Regions from separate parts of the Mus musculus genome. Here region 2 is linked to region 1. The links are chromatin contacts, found by Hi-C or POLR2A ChIA-PET in ENCODE. All regions are on one chromosome and are shown on one strand. The core of a region is the stretch at or near the end of the contact, and the rest is flanking DNA. Distances in the headings are between cores, read along the strand shown. Region 1 holds the start of Vcp (valosin containing protein). Region 2 holds the start of Creb3 (cAMP responsive element binding protein 3).

Region 1 (6,831 bases), core at 1,658-4,157:
TTTCTTTTAAAAATGATGCCTCGGGCCCTATCAGGTTCTAAGTCTTTGTACCTTGGGGTGGGGCTCTAGGCAATAGAGATGGCTCCTTTTACCTGCTTCAGACTCTGAAAAGATTGGATCGGAAGAATGAGGCCAGTGCTTTTTGGCGGGAGGCCCACAGCCAGCTGCCACTGGAGGACGCTGCCGGGTGAGCTGAGTGCTAGCTTGGGCTGAGGGGGAGCTGGAGTTCTGTGCTTCTGAGACCTAGCTGAGGAGCAGAGGAAGGAAGGATGCAAACTCTGACGTCTTTCACTCTCAGCCATCGTCGTTCTTGTTTTTCAGGTCTCTTCCACTGTATTTAGAAACCTGTTTGAGCTGGATCCATCCCCCTAACCGCGAAGCCTTCCTTGAGGAGTTTGGGACTTCGGTGTTGGAGTCTTGTGTCCTTTAGCTTCCTTGTTTCCAGGATCTTGAACTTTGGCCTCTGTGGACTCTTTCCTTGGGGAGGGTTTTAGATCTTCTTTTTTTTGTTTTCTTCTGCCTTATCCTCTTTGGAGAGTGGCTGGAACTGATTGTTTCTAAGTAACTCTTTTGCTCCTGAGGCTGGTCCTGTGAACCTTGATCTACTTGCTACCAGTCTAGTTCCAGAGTGGTTCCATGAACAAATCACTGTCTGCTCATGGCACTTTTCTTCCTTCCTTCCTTTCTCTCTTGTGTGTTGAGTAAAATCTTCTATTTATGTCTTATCTGCTTACTACACATAGTTGAATGGGAAGGAAGGCTCATGGCAAGCTAGTTGGGTATTGGCTGTTTAAGATGCTCTATTTCCAACATCCGTCTTCTGTCTGCCTTCCCTGTCTCCCTAACTCCCCCTTCCTTCCCATTGTCTTTTTGGTAGGTTGGATTCTGGGGACTAAACTGCAGTTCCTCATAAAAATCCCCATTCCTACCCTTTTCCCACCCTGCCATCTACCGTAAGAGCTTGAGACACAAGCCTTTCTGAGGGAAAGGCTATGTTAATCCTTCTGGAGGAGCAGTTTTAAGTTACTAATTTATCCTTCTTAAGTTACTATTAAAATTTTGAATTGCTTATTTTAAGTTGTATGTGTGTGTGTGTGCCCTTGGAGGACAGAGGCAGGCTGTTGTGAACCACCTGACATGGCTACTAGGAATCCAGCCTGTGTTCTCTCTAGCTATGTTATCTAAAAGCACAGCCAACAGCCCTAGGAACCTATGCTAGGTGACAGGGAAGAAAGTTAGGTCTGGGGCATGATCTTGACAGGCCTCCTAAGGAAGAGTAGTACTTGATACTTAAGGAGGTGAGGACATGTGGTACCTGGCTTTAATCCCAGCACTTGGAAGGCAGAGGCAGGCTCTACATAGTAAGTTCCAGGACAGCCAGGGTTATGTAGAGAGGCCCTGTCTTTTTTTGTTTGTTTTTCGAGACAGGGTTTCTCTGTGTAGTCCTGGCTGTCCTGGAACTCACTCTGTAGACCAGGCTGGCCTCGAACTCAGAAATCTGCCTGCCTCTGCCTCCTGAGTGCTGGGATTAAAGGCGTGCACCACCACGTCTGGCTGAGAGGCCCTGTCTTAAAAATATTAAAACAAATGGAGTTGGGGTTGGGGAGATGTTTCTCAGAGTAACTCCATCTGTACAAACATCTCTCAGGTCAGTCTGTGTGGGTAGGAGGTGAAGGGTGAATTGAGTCAACCAGAGCCAACCAACCATCTTTTGACTATAATGAAAGTCAATGGATTGTCTTTTGGGACACAAGGACCTTAAGTCACAGCACTTGGTTGATTTTCTTGCTCTTGGGCACGACTGCATTTCTGAGTGTTCTGCAGTTGTCCTTGACTTGCATGAACCTCAGTGCTCTCCCTCCCCAGATAATATTTATACTCTATGGTAAGGAGTGTGTACTCCCAAGGCCTGAGAAACTGCAAAACCTGCATGATTACAAGAGAGTGCAAGGGCAATAGGGTGAAGTAAGAGCTGGGGTGCTGATTCAGAACTGGGGTCCAGAGAAGAAGAGGGGGTGGGGTAGGTGGGGCTAGGTTTTTGTTTTTTGGTTTGTTTGTTTGTTTGTTTGTTTGACTCGAGTTTAGTTATGCAGCATTATCTGGCTTCAAACTTTCAATCTACCTTTAGCCTCTGGAGTACTGGGATCTAGGATGTACACCACCATACCCAGCTAATTTTACCTTTTAAAAAATTTTATCTAATTAGTTTTGAGACGGGGTCTCACTATGTAGCTCTGGCTGGGCTGGCTGGAACTCTTTTTTTTTTTTTTTTTTTTAATAGATCAGGCTGACTCAAAAGTCACAGGTTGCTGCCTGCCTCCGAAGTGCTGACATTAAAAGCATGGACTACCACATTGCTTTTAAAATTTATTGAAATACTGTTTGGGACTAGAATTAAAGATATGGTCTTGTATCCTGGGTTGATCTCCATCTATTAGTCTTCCTGCCTCTCATCTTCCCAACTACTAAAAGTACAGACCTAGTCCATCAACCACGCCCTTGGTTGGAGCCAGTGTTTTAAAGGAGCATGAAGGATTTTAGTATGGTGGAGTAAGAGGATCCCTAGGATTGGCGAGAAATGAACAATGTGGGCTATTATTACAACCCAACTAAACTAATAAGGGTTCAGGCCTTTGTGCGAGGTTCTTCCAGCTGCTTATAAACTAAGGAGCCAATCAATTGAAGCCAAGTAGGAGAGGCCTCCTCCGAGGGATAAAGAGGATATGGCCTATTGCCTTTGTCGATTGGTCAAGACTCCCTATCCGTCGAGGAAGCGTAGTGCTGCGGCCAATTGACGTGGCGTTACTAGGCGTGTTGCAGCCTTGAGGCGGGGCCAGGCCACAAACGAATTTTCTGATTGGTTACGGTCTGCGGGTTGCTGGGGAGAGGCACGGAGAGGCGGGCACGAGTCCCAAGGCCGGCGCTGATTGGTTGGGGTTAGAGCAGCTTTCCTTCCGATGATTCGGCTTTTCTCGGTTCAGTCTCCGTGAAGCGTTTGCAGCCGTCGTTTGATTAGTCGCTGCCCCCCTCGCGGATTAGGAGCTAGCGTCTCCCGCCCGCCCGCCTGCCGCCCCGGTGCCCCTGGGAGGAAGCGAGAGGGAGGCTGCCAGAGGGTTTGTCACTGCTGTTGCTCCTCCGCCTCAGCGAGTCCAGCCCCGGCCTAGTCGGTCGCCTGCCTTTCTCATAGCCGTTACCCTCAGGCCGCCACAGCCGCCGACCGGGAGAGGCGCGCGCCATGGCCTCTGGAGCCGAGTAAGTGTCTGCGCGCGCCCGCCCTCCCGCTGGCTGCGGGGGCGCGCACCGTGGGACCCGCCGTGCTGGCTAGGCCCGGTCGGGCCGCGTCGGAGAGTCTAGGCCGGGAGGGAGAGAGAGGGAAGGAGAGGCCAGGGACGAGGGAGGGCCTCAGGCCGGGCTGTGCACCCGCGCGCCCCCTAGGTCGGGTCCGCGCTGGGCCTGGGTCGGAGCCTGGACAAGATGGTGCTGTGTCATGCAGGCCCCGACCGCCTGAGTAGCTCCCTCGGCGCGGCGGCCCCGGCCTAGTTAGACTTTGGGGTCCACACTCCCTGCGTGGAGACCTTTGGCGCTGGCACGCCGGTCGGCCATGTCGCCGACCACACGCAGAAGACCCTGAGCCTGAGAAGGGAAAACACTGCAAGCCCGAGGCCGCGACTGGGCCCGGTGGGCGTGGACTTGGGGCCACGTGAAGGCCTCAGGAGCCCTGAGACTCTAGGGAAGGCCGGGCCAGGGAGATCTGAGGAATCCAGCCCGGTCTCGGTGGATCTGGGACGGTGTCACTGCGGGAAGTTGGCATCTTCTGAACTACGTGTAGTGAGGGGCTGTTAGGGAGAGGGCAAGTCATGCCCTTCTCAAATGGCAGTTTTTCACTGTGGGAGACCTGTTGTAAACACCCGGAAGTTTTAACTAGGGGCTTTTTTTTTCGTTAGTGTTTTGCTTTGTGTATATATTTTTGTTTTTGCTATGATCGGAGGTGGCTAGAAAGGAGTTGGTTTTCTTTTATTTTTAGGCGCTGAAGTTAGAATCCGAGTTGTTTTTATTCTTTGTATCTTAGCTTTGAGAGCTTGTAGGTTAGAGTTGGCTTAACTCTTCAAAATAAACAGATCTCTATCCCCAAGCATCTATGTTGAGTCTCTGGACTCTTATAGCCCCACCTTCATCTTTCAGAGAGCATAAAATAAAACCTAGCCATCTCAGCCCATTTAGTTAGAAACTAGAGCTTCCCATACAAAAACAAAGCAAACAAAAAACTAGCAAGTGTAGGAAAATATACAAACCCAGAGGTTTTGAGGCCATTAGGTGTTTTGAGTGTTGTAGGTTTCATTTCTTTGGGATGAAGTATTCACTCAGTTGTTTGGCTAAAAGGACTTTTTTTTTTTTTTAAATAGCTAGGCTAGGATGGGTGGTTTTGTGTACATACATAATCCCAGAACCTGAAAGAAAGGCAGAATAGCACATTACTAGGCTATAGGCTAGCTGCACTGGGAGTCTACTTATTGAGCCCTTGTCTCAAAAAAAACAACAAAATACACTTTTAAAATAAATACTCTGTCAGTCTTTCAATTTTTTTTTAAGTTAAAATTCTTTTTTTTTTGAGGCAGAGTTTCTCTGTGTAGCCCTGGCTGTCCTGGAATTCCCTCTGTAGACCAGCCCGGCCTCAAACTCAGAGAGGTCTTTCTGCCTCTGCCTCCCAAGTGTTGGGACTAGTGGTGTGAGCTGCCACTGCCCCATGTTTTGTCCTTTGATATCAGGGACTCAAGTAGACCAAATTGACCTCAAATTCAGCCTTGTAGTCAAGGCTGTGTTTGAACTAGTCTTGCTGCCACCACCTTCCATATAAGGGGGCTACATGAATGTCACAGTATGCCCCACTTATATCTAGATTTTTTTTTTCTTTTTTTAAATTAGAATTCCTTTAATCTGGCATCATAGGCAGTTTCTGCCTTCATTGTGGTGGTTCTTACCTGAATTTCCAGGTTCCTTTTGTGGTCTTTGAGTTCTGGAAAGGACCTGAGTCATGCAGATGACAGGAGATTCCCTAAAGAACATAGAGAGCTGGAGTTTACCCTCTGCTCTTTTGGAGGTACCAGCTCTAATCCCCACGGGTAGCTGGAGAATTTCAGGAGTTTAAGGGCCTGCTACTCAGCCAGGGCTAGGGTCTGGATTGGTAGGTGGATTGGATGGAGGTTGTCCTGAAAAGCCCCTTTGAGAATACAATACAAAGTGATAACTTGAGGCACTCCTGTAAATCAAACAAGATGCACAGCCTCTGGGGGAAGATATTGTCGTAGATGTGGGCCAGTAGAAAATCTGGTGGACTTACACATATTTATTTTTTGAATCAACAAGAGCTAAGGAAACTCCCATTACCCTATAAAGTAATGGTTAGAGATGTAACAACATAGTTGAGTGTTGCATGCCTGTGATTCTAATAAAGACAGGAGGATCACTGCAAGTTCAAGGTCATCTTGGTTTACATAGCCAGGCAGAGCTATATATAGCAGGACCCTTTTTTAAAAACAAAATAAGTGAAGGTAAGCTATTTCCTGTGGCAGTGCTTTTTTGTTTGATTTTGCTGTCTCATCTCTACTCTAGAAGAGTGCTTGGTAGACATGCATAATATGATTACTGCTATCCTTGAAACAGTCTTGGTATGCAGCTCAGGCTGACTTGAAGCCTTTTGCCAGTTTTTGAGATAACAGGCATGGACCACGCTGTGTCTGGATTTCATTCATTTGTTGAAGAAATAGTTTCTCCCTTTCATTTGCTTTTTCCATTGTTTTAACTCTGTTTTAGTTAATGCTTCTCAACCCTTGAAAAACATTGGTTAGTTTGTTTCTTTTTGGCAAGCTAGGGTCTCTTACTGTATCCCTGGCCTGGAACTCTGTAGACCAATCCATCTGTCTTCAAACTCATAGATAGATAAGCCTTTAATCCCAGCACTTGGGAGGCAGAGGCAGGCAACTATCTATGAGTTTGGGTTTTTTTGTTTTTGTTTTTTTGTTTGTTTTTCGACTCAGGGTCTCTCTGTATAGCCCTCGCTGTCCTGGAACTCACTTTGTAGACCAGGCTGGCCTCGAACACAGAAATCCGCCTGCCTCTGCCTCTATGGATGTGTTTTTATCCTCTTATGTATCTCTTTTTACTGTATGTTCTTTGTTTTGTGCCTGGTATTCTTGTGATACTAGGAGATGCTCTAGGTTCATCAGGTTTATTTGGGGGTGGGGGGGCGGTGGATACGGCTAAGAATTGTGTTCTGTTGTTCTGAGGCTTGCTTGGTTAAGCATAGTCTCTTAATTCCCTTGGAAAACAGGCAGTAAGAGAAGAACTTAAGGGCTGGAGATACGGCTCAGTGGTTAAGAGCACTGACTGCTCTTCCAAAGGACCTGAGTTCAAATCCCAGCAACCACATGATGACTCACAACCATCAGTAATGAGATCTGATGCCCTCTTCTGGAGTGTCTGAAGACAGCTATAGTGTACTTACATATAACATATAAATCTTTTAAAAAAAAAACTTCTTTAAAGCTCTAGAATTGATCATGATGATCATGTATGAGACATTATGAAAACATTTACATTTTTTTTGTCTCAAAATGTAAGAATGAATATTGAGAGGTCTTACAGTCTCCATTTTACAAATGAAGAAATCAAAGTCCAACCAGGTTAATTAACTTAAGTGAGATCACAATTAAGTATGGTCAGAGTTGGAATTTAGACCTAATTGGTCTTGTTGTAGAGCCCTGTTCTGTAGAGTCTAAGAGTCTATAAGACTAATTTTTTTTTATTGGTTGCTTTTGAGCCTTTACTTTTGTT
Region 2 (6,831 bases), core at 2,393-4,892, 560 kb before region 1:
GAGGACCTAGAACACAGGGAGAAGAAGGGGGTGAAGAGCTCTGGGTCACACACCCCATCTCTGCCAGGGAAAGGATCTCTTGTCACCCTCCTCACCAGAACACAAGTGCTGCCGCTGCTGGTTTTGTTGGCTATCTCAATCACCATGGCTTGAAGCTTCCTCAGTTGATCTAGAAGGGACCTAAGAGACGAGAGGAGACGGTAGTGCGCATGCTCTGGCCGAGCATGCAAGGCACGATGAAGGCCTCCTGTCTTAGCTACCCTCTCCACTCATGCTGTGGATCCAGTCTCAGCTTCCTTGCCTTTCCCCCTCACCCCAAGTGTCTTTGTGCACAAATGCCTGTGATTCCTTAGTGAGACAAAAAAAAAATCAAACTGCTCTGTCCTGACTTAAATACCTTCAAGAAAAACTCTCCAGTAGCTGCAGTACCTGATCAACTAAGCTTGTGCTTCCCCACCAAGCCCTGTGCTCTCTACCCAACCCCAGAGCTAGAGCCAGCCAAGCACAATGCAGCCTTCTCTCCTCCCAGTCCCATCCCCACAGCTGCAACTGCAATGACGCTGACGACCTGCAGTCTTTTCTTACTTCTCTATCTTGGTACTTAATTGCTCCTTAGCTACTTATAAGTTTATTCTCCATCACGCTTGAGACATGGCTAACTTCCGGATGTCTGCATTTTTGAGCTATCCAGTTGGAAGTCATGTGGAACAGTGGAAAGAGTGAGAAAGCATTAAAAAACCGATTGTCTTCAAATGGCCGCTTACAGATTCTGTTCCTCCAAACGCTGCACCTTGTTCTGCAGCTCCCGATTCTGAGCTGTGTATTTCAAGACCCTAGAGGACAACATGGATGTGAGGACACGTGGATTTCAAAATATTGTGTCTCCTCCCTTCAAGACCCTCCAGGCTTCCCCCGTGTCCATCCTTGCTTACCTGCTCTCCAGCCCCACGACATACACCTTCTTCTTCTTGCGGCTTTCTTGAGCTGCTCTCTTGTTACGAATCTTCCTCCGCACTCGTTTCAGAACTTGTTCCTCCACCTAAGAGAAGATGGGGGAAAGGTCACCCACAGTATGTTATTATATGCCTGTATGTTATACCTATATATACTACATAGGTATGTTGGAAGACAGCTAACCTTCTTCCCAATCAAATACTCTCCACAGCCTCTCTGTCAGTAGGCATTTACCTTCTGTGTGAACACCAAGGAGCAGATATTCAACACTAGAAAGCCAGACTTTTTATTATTTTTTATGTGTTTGGGTGTTTTGCCTGCATGTCTGTATAACGTATATGTATAATGGGTGTGCCTAGTGCCCACATAGGCTAGAAGAGGGTGTCAGATCTCCTCGGATTGTAAGCTGCCATGTGGGAGCTGGGACTTGAACTCATGCCCCATGGAAAAGCAGAAAGTACTCTAAACCACGGAATCATCTTTCCAGTCTCTAATTAATTTTAAAAATTCCACTTAAGCTAGGTGTGGTTGTACATGCCTGTAGTATCAGCACTTGGGAGGCAGAAGAAGGAAGTCAGGATTTCAAGACCATCCTTGGCTAGGGTAGTTTTTGAGGACAGACTGAGCTACATAAGACCATGTCTCAAAACTAACAACAACAACATCTACCCTTATCCTAAAGCAACATCAATCTTCTTATAATTTCCATTCATTTGATTTTCCTAGAGTCTCTAAAGTGATATAGAATATATCCTTATCTTAAGGTACTTTCAACTTTTTTTCTTTCAGAAACTAAAACTGAATAAAGTTAACTCTTACATTCTCTGATAATGCCTGTCAAACTTGGACACTAGCCAAGAGTGACATCATACACTTGTAATCTAGTCCGAGGGAGTTAGAAGCAGGAGAATCAGGAATTCAAAGGCATTCTTTCCCTACTACATAGTTTGAGGCCAGCCCAGCCTGGGTTTACAAGACCCTGCCTTAACAACAAGGGCCAGAGGGCGTGGCTCAGCAGTGAGCATTGATGAACATTCATGAGGTACTGTACTCCAATCCCAGTGGGTAGGGGAATTATGGCATGCTCTGGCCAGTGTAAAGGAAGACAAGACAGTTACTATCCTAGGGACAGAACCACTATTGATAATTTCCAAGTTCCGTTTCCTTTCCTCCCAATATATTGCTCATTCATCTTGTAATAGTGATAGAGGGATAGGGGATGGTTTCTCACATAGCCCAAGCTTGCCTGAACTCAACATGAAGCTAAGTCTGTCCGTTAATGCTGATCCACCTGCCCCAAATAAGTAAATATCTACATATCAGAAGTAAGACAATATTAAAAAGGCAAATGACATTAAAAAAATTTGCCACAAAAACTAGATGCAGTATTCTTGTAATCCCAGCACGTGGGAAGTGACTTTGAACTTGTGAAGACCTTCCTGCTCCTGCCTCCAGAGTGCTAGGGTTATAGAGGGGTGCACCATCATGTCCAGCTTTGACGATTGTTGATGTTGTTAGACTGAGTCAGCCTCTCAAGCATTTCTACCACTGAGTATGATTCGAGGTCCCAAGATAACAACGGAAGCTATCAAGGCCCTTCACTTTCAAGGCTCTGTACTAAAGTTACATTTAAAACATTATCTTTTGACGTGGGTGTGTGTTTGGAGATGAGAGAACTTGTAGGAGTTGGTTTGTCCTTTTGCAAGTGATTGATATGAAACAAACTGAGCTTGCCTACTTGGGTTACCAACCCCCTCCAGCCTTTGCTCTACCAACAGGAGCCTTACCTTAGTGAGAGGAAGGGTTGAGGGCAGAGTGAGCCCCTCCTTCTCCAAGAGCTTCTTCTCTTCCTCGGTCAGTATCAGCCTAGACATCTCCTAAGGATGGAGGAAATAGTGAAGAGAGCAGAGTTGCATGGAGCTCTCAGAGCAGTATGGGGGATCTTGGCTGCTGCAAAGTGAGGTAATCCTGAAAAAAAAAATCAAGTCCAGCACCTGTTCCGCTGCTCTTTCCTCCCCTGGCAGTGGAGTCACGTGGAACCCCTCCTTTTCGAAGCTCTCAGTATCTGCAAAAGGGAAAGTAGAACCAGCTAGCCCAGTGAGCTCTCTCCTCCCCCACAACTTATCATTTCACACTCACCTAGATCTATGGAGACGTGCTCCTGTGGAAGGGAGTAGTTGTGATCATGGAGAATGGAAGAGCTGGAAGAGCCGAGAACATCCCGCGATACTGAGGGACTGAGCAGAGAGCTCAGTAAATCCTCTACCTCCCAGTCGCTCAGTTCTTGCACGGAGTTCTATCAAATTCAAAGGCCTTGATTTATTTCCGTACCTTGGGTCTCGCGGACATCCCTAGCTTCCCCCACTGGGAACACCCACCCACCCACCTCGGAAGGTGACAGCTCTAAGTCCAGCGGAGCCTTCACGTCCGGCTCAGTCGCAGCCCACAAATCTCCGCTTTCCTCTAGCAGGAAGCCCAGCAGGTCCTGATCACCGGGATCCAAAGCTAGCAGATCCTGACCACCAGGATCCATTTGGGATATCTATGGATAGAAATCCCTCCGCGCAGATCCAACCTCCGAACCTCAGGCACGACCCCTCAGTCTGTCCAGTCGGCTCGACTTAACCTCCGTCACTCCGGGACAAGGGCCTAGCTGTCACTCTAAACCGCACCCGTCTCTCAGCTTCTGTATTCCTCAGCTTCCAACACAACGGAAGTGGTGCACATAGCCCCGTGGAATCCTGGGACTTGGAGTTCTCTCCAACTCGGAAGTGGCTCCTGGGCTGCGCCACGTCCCGGGGGCTATGCAAATTATGGGGACGTCCTTTCAAGCTTCCCACGCCCCAGGGCGGGGATTCTGAGGATCCTTGTCCGCCTTCGCCTCGAGCTATTAAAAAAAAAAACTTAAGCGTTTAAAAGGGAACTCCAGCTTAGTTCGGGCGTTCTCTCCAGAGCTCTGCACGCTCGCTTCCTGCTGGGGAGGGGCGGCCAGGCTTCGCGGGCGCCCGAGCATCGAGAACTACGGCCAGAGCAGCTTCCTGCAGTCTCCGCTACCATAGAGCGCGGGCCCAGGGCGCCGCCGGCGGGTGGGGGACGTTTCCAGGACGGAAGTGGCCGAGAGTGTGTCGAAGGGAGGGCGAGGCCGGAGCCCCAAAAGCGACCGGGAGAAGGAGCGGGTAGCGGGCCCAGGGCGGGGCGCAGAGCCGGGCAGCGCAGGTAGGCCGGACGGGCTGGGCCGAGCTTCTAGGTGGGGCTGCGGGATCGGGCCAGCCCGGGAAGCGGCGGGCGGGGCCCCCAATCCTCCTGCATATCCTGTGTCTGGTTAGGGAGGTCAGGGTCCAGTATGTTTCGGTTTGGATTTGGAATTAAGCTGGCCTTGTTGCGAGAAGCAGGCCCTTTCGCGGGGGTAGACAGTTCTCTGTCTCGGCTAGGTTTGGGGACGGGTAGAAATGGGGTGGCAGTGAGGCACTGGGTGGCAGTGAGGCACTGGGCGGGGATGGGCTTTGGTATTAGCCGATAGTGAGTAAGTGGTTAGGAAAACTTGGGGTGAGTTTGGGTTAGGTGCCGTCGCGTTTAGGAAGCAAGGATCCCTTTAGAAGTTAAGAAGGTGAACTACATTCTAAACATTTGCTGCACGAGTCAAGTCTGTTTCGCATATGTGACATTTAAACTGAGGTCATTATTTTCTGCAATGACCAGCATTAAGTCAGAGTACAGGATCGGGTTAAGGATCAACAGGAATTGGCTTAGATGCCCGTTTTAGGGATTAAAGGCCGGTGTCATGGTCAGTATTAAGAATAAACAGTGAAAAGGTTAATTAAGAACCAAGTTACAAATGAGCTTTAGAACTGCAGGGTGGGGTGGGAGGGAGTATTTAGGGTTAAATTTGGGGGATTTGGGCCTAAAAATAAAAGCCAGATTAGTATGGGTGTCTTCTGGGAAAGGGGTGAATGTCAATGTATAGGGAAATAGGAAATAAAGTCAGCATTAATGTTAGGAATTGGTGATAGCGTTAGGGGTTGAGGCTGCAGCTACAGCTGAGCTGGTAAAATGTAAGAAGTTGGCAGGAAGTAGCTACCTTTGTTTTGTAGTGAGTTCTCTTATTCCTGTGCAGTTACAGAGGCCTCTTTTACCCAAAGAAGTGCTAGAGCTCTGGACCTCAGCTAGAAGTGCCAGGACTCTGCTTTCTCTAGTCTACTGCCTAAGCACAAGGCTTCCAGAGGCCACCACCACTGGGAGACAGGGATTTCTGGGCTGTGATGTTTACGAGGTGGGAGGTGGGAAATGGAAAGAGACCCAGGAGTCAGACAAGGTCCTAAGTGAGGATGGGGAATAGGAAGCCTGTGACTGAGGGGAAGCTGACCAAGGGAACGCTGTCGACTAAATGATGACAGTTTGACTCGAGCCTCCCTCATTCTCCACACACTGCCTTCTCTCTGTCTCTTTGCCCTCCCTGGTCCCACATTGCATACCTTTACAGTTCCTTACAGATACTGTCGTGGTCTTTAGCTCGTCTCCTGCTGTTCATCTGAACCATTTCCCACCCCCACACCCCTGTCTCTGTCTCTTGATCCACACATCCTACTTTACTTCATGTCCCTCAAACCTGAGCTTTCCCAACATCGGAGAGCACTTTCTCATACTTGCATACCACCTGGTCAGCTGCTGAACCCCCCCCCCCCCCGCCACCGGGCTCTTCCCATGTGTACCCCCTGGTTTCTGAGCCTCCTTTTACTTCTAGGTCCAGTTGTGGATCCCCTTCCCCCACTCCCCGACAGAAAAGAGGAAATGATACCCAAAGAGGAAACTTGGTCTTACTGATCCCACGCCCAGCCAGGCCACTGACCACACCCCCATGTCACTCCCAGCTTGACCCTGCCAGTGACCACAACACTGTCCCCTCCCCATGCTGCCTCTCCTTCCAACCCAGGGTTGCCTAGCCGCTGTCAGTGTTCTCTCACTCTCTCCCCACTAGCCCAATTTAGCAGCTTACCACATCCCTAGCTCTTCTGGAGCTCCTGACCCGGCCTCCGGCCTCCCTGTCATCCCCGGTTTAGTCAGCATCCATGGACTCATGCTTTTCCCTCCCCACCTGCTCAGTGGCTCATCATGTGTCTGTTCCCTACCATCACGCTCCTGGTCTCTTTTTCTACACCCTGTGATCCCCAGCCACAGCCTAATACTGTCAGTAACCCCACCTCTGTGCCCCTGCTACAGATACTTCCTATCGCATCATTTACCACCCAGCGTCATTCCCACATCCTGACTTAGTCCCCTCTCCTTCCCTGGTTTATTAAACTGAAGCTGTCTAGTCAGTAAATGGGTACTGGTCATAGGAAGCTGATTTTGGCTTCAGTTTTCTGAGTCCTGTATGTCAGTTCTACTTTTCTTCTGAATGGCAACTTCCTCTCCATACAGCTTTAACTCTGGCTTTATTATCGCTTATACTAATACAGTCTCCTCCTAACTTGGCCCCAGAGTTGCCCGAAAACCCAGTGCTGGGGATGTCCCTGTTTAAAGCTTCCTTGGCCTCCTGTTCCCCTCCAGTCAGTTAGGTTCCTCATACTGCTCTCTCCGCTTTTGCCTTTCCATCTTAACCCTGACGTCCCCACCGCTGCTCCCTTGCAGGTGCCCCGTGCTCCAGCCAGCTTGCCTCCTCACTTTCCTGGGCATTCCTCCGAGATCTCCTGCCTCTCAACCTTTGCTAGTGCTATTCTCTGTGCCTGGGACGATACCTTTGACTCATCTTCGACTGACCTAATGGAGAGAGCTTGGGCTTTGGAGGCAGAGAGACCTGGGTTCGGATTTTGGCTTCACAGCTTATTATTTGGACAAGTCCTTTGGAAAAGTATTTAACATTCTGGAGCCCCAGCTTCC

The links. A loop is a pair of places that touch in the nucleus more often than their neighbours do. ChIA-PET counts read pairs that join two places held with the same protein, here RNA polymerase II (POLR2A).
Region 2: a map of T-helper 17 cell shows a loop between it and region 1 (2.5-fold over the local background). The contact joins the promoter of Creb3 here to the promoter of Vcp in region 1. A Hi-C loop is called at or near these places in 1 of 37 maps with a recorded cell type or tissue (T-helper 17 cell). POLR2A ChIA-PET finds 5 or more read pairs at or near these places in 1 of 5 experiments (embryonic stem cell).

The regions. Positions count from the first base shown.
Region 1 is chr4:42,996,583-43,003,413 of GRCm38, reverse strand. It overlaps Vcp (valosin containing protein), which reads left to right and starts at 2,907. Exons shown (of 17, transcript NM_009503.4): 1 at 2,907-3,252. The coding sequence starts at 3,236. It overlaps Fancg (Fanconi anemia, complementation group G), which reads left to right. Exons shown (of 14, transcript NM_053081.2): 13 at 70-187; 14 at 322-1,077. The coding sequence ends at 430.
Region 2 is chr4:43,559,469-43,566,299 of GRCm38, reverse strand. Creb3 (cAMP responsive element binding protein 3) reads right to left here and starts at 3,642. Exons shown (of 9, transcript NM_013497.4): 1 at 3,341-3,642; 2 at 3,094-3,250; 3 at 2,949-3,019; 4 at 2,742-2,831; 5 at 933-1,039; 6 at 765-833; 7 at 96-180; 8 at 1-6. The coding sequence starts at 3,487. Tln1 (talin 1) reads left to right here and starts at 3,717. Exons shown (of 57, transcript NM_011602.5): 1 at 3,717-4,170.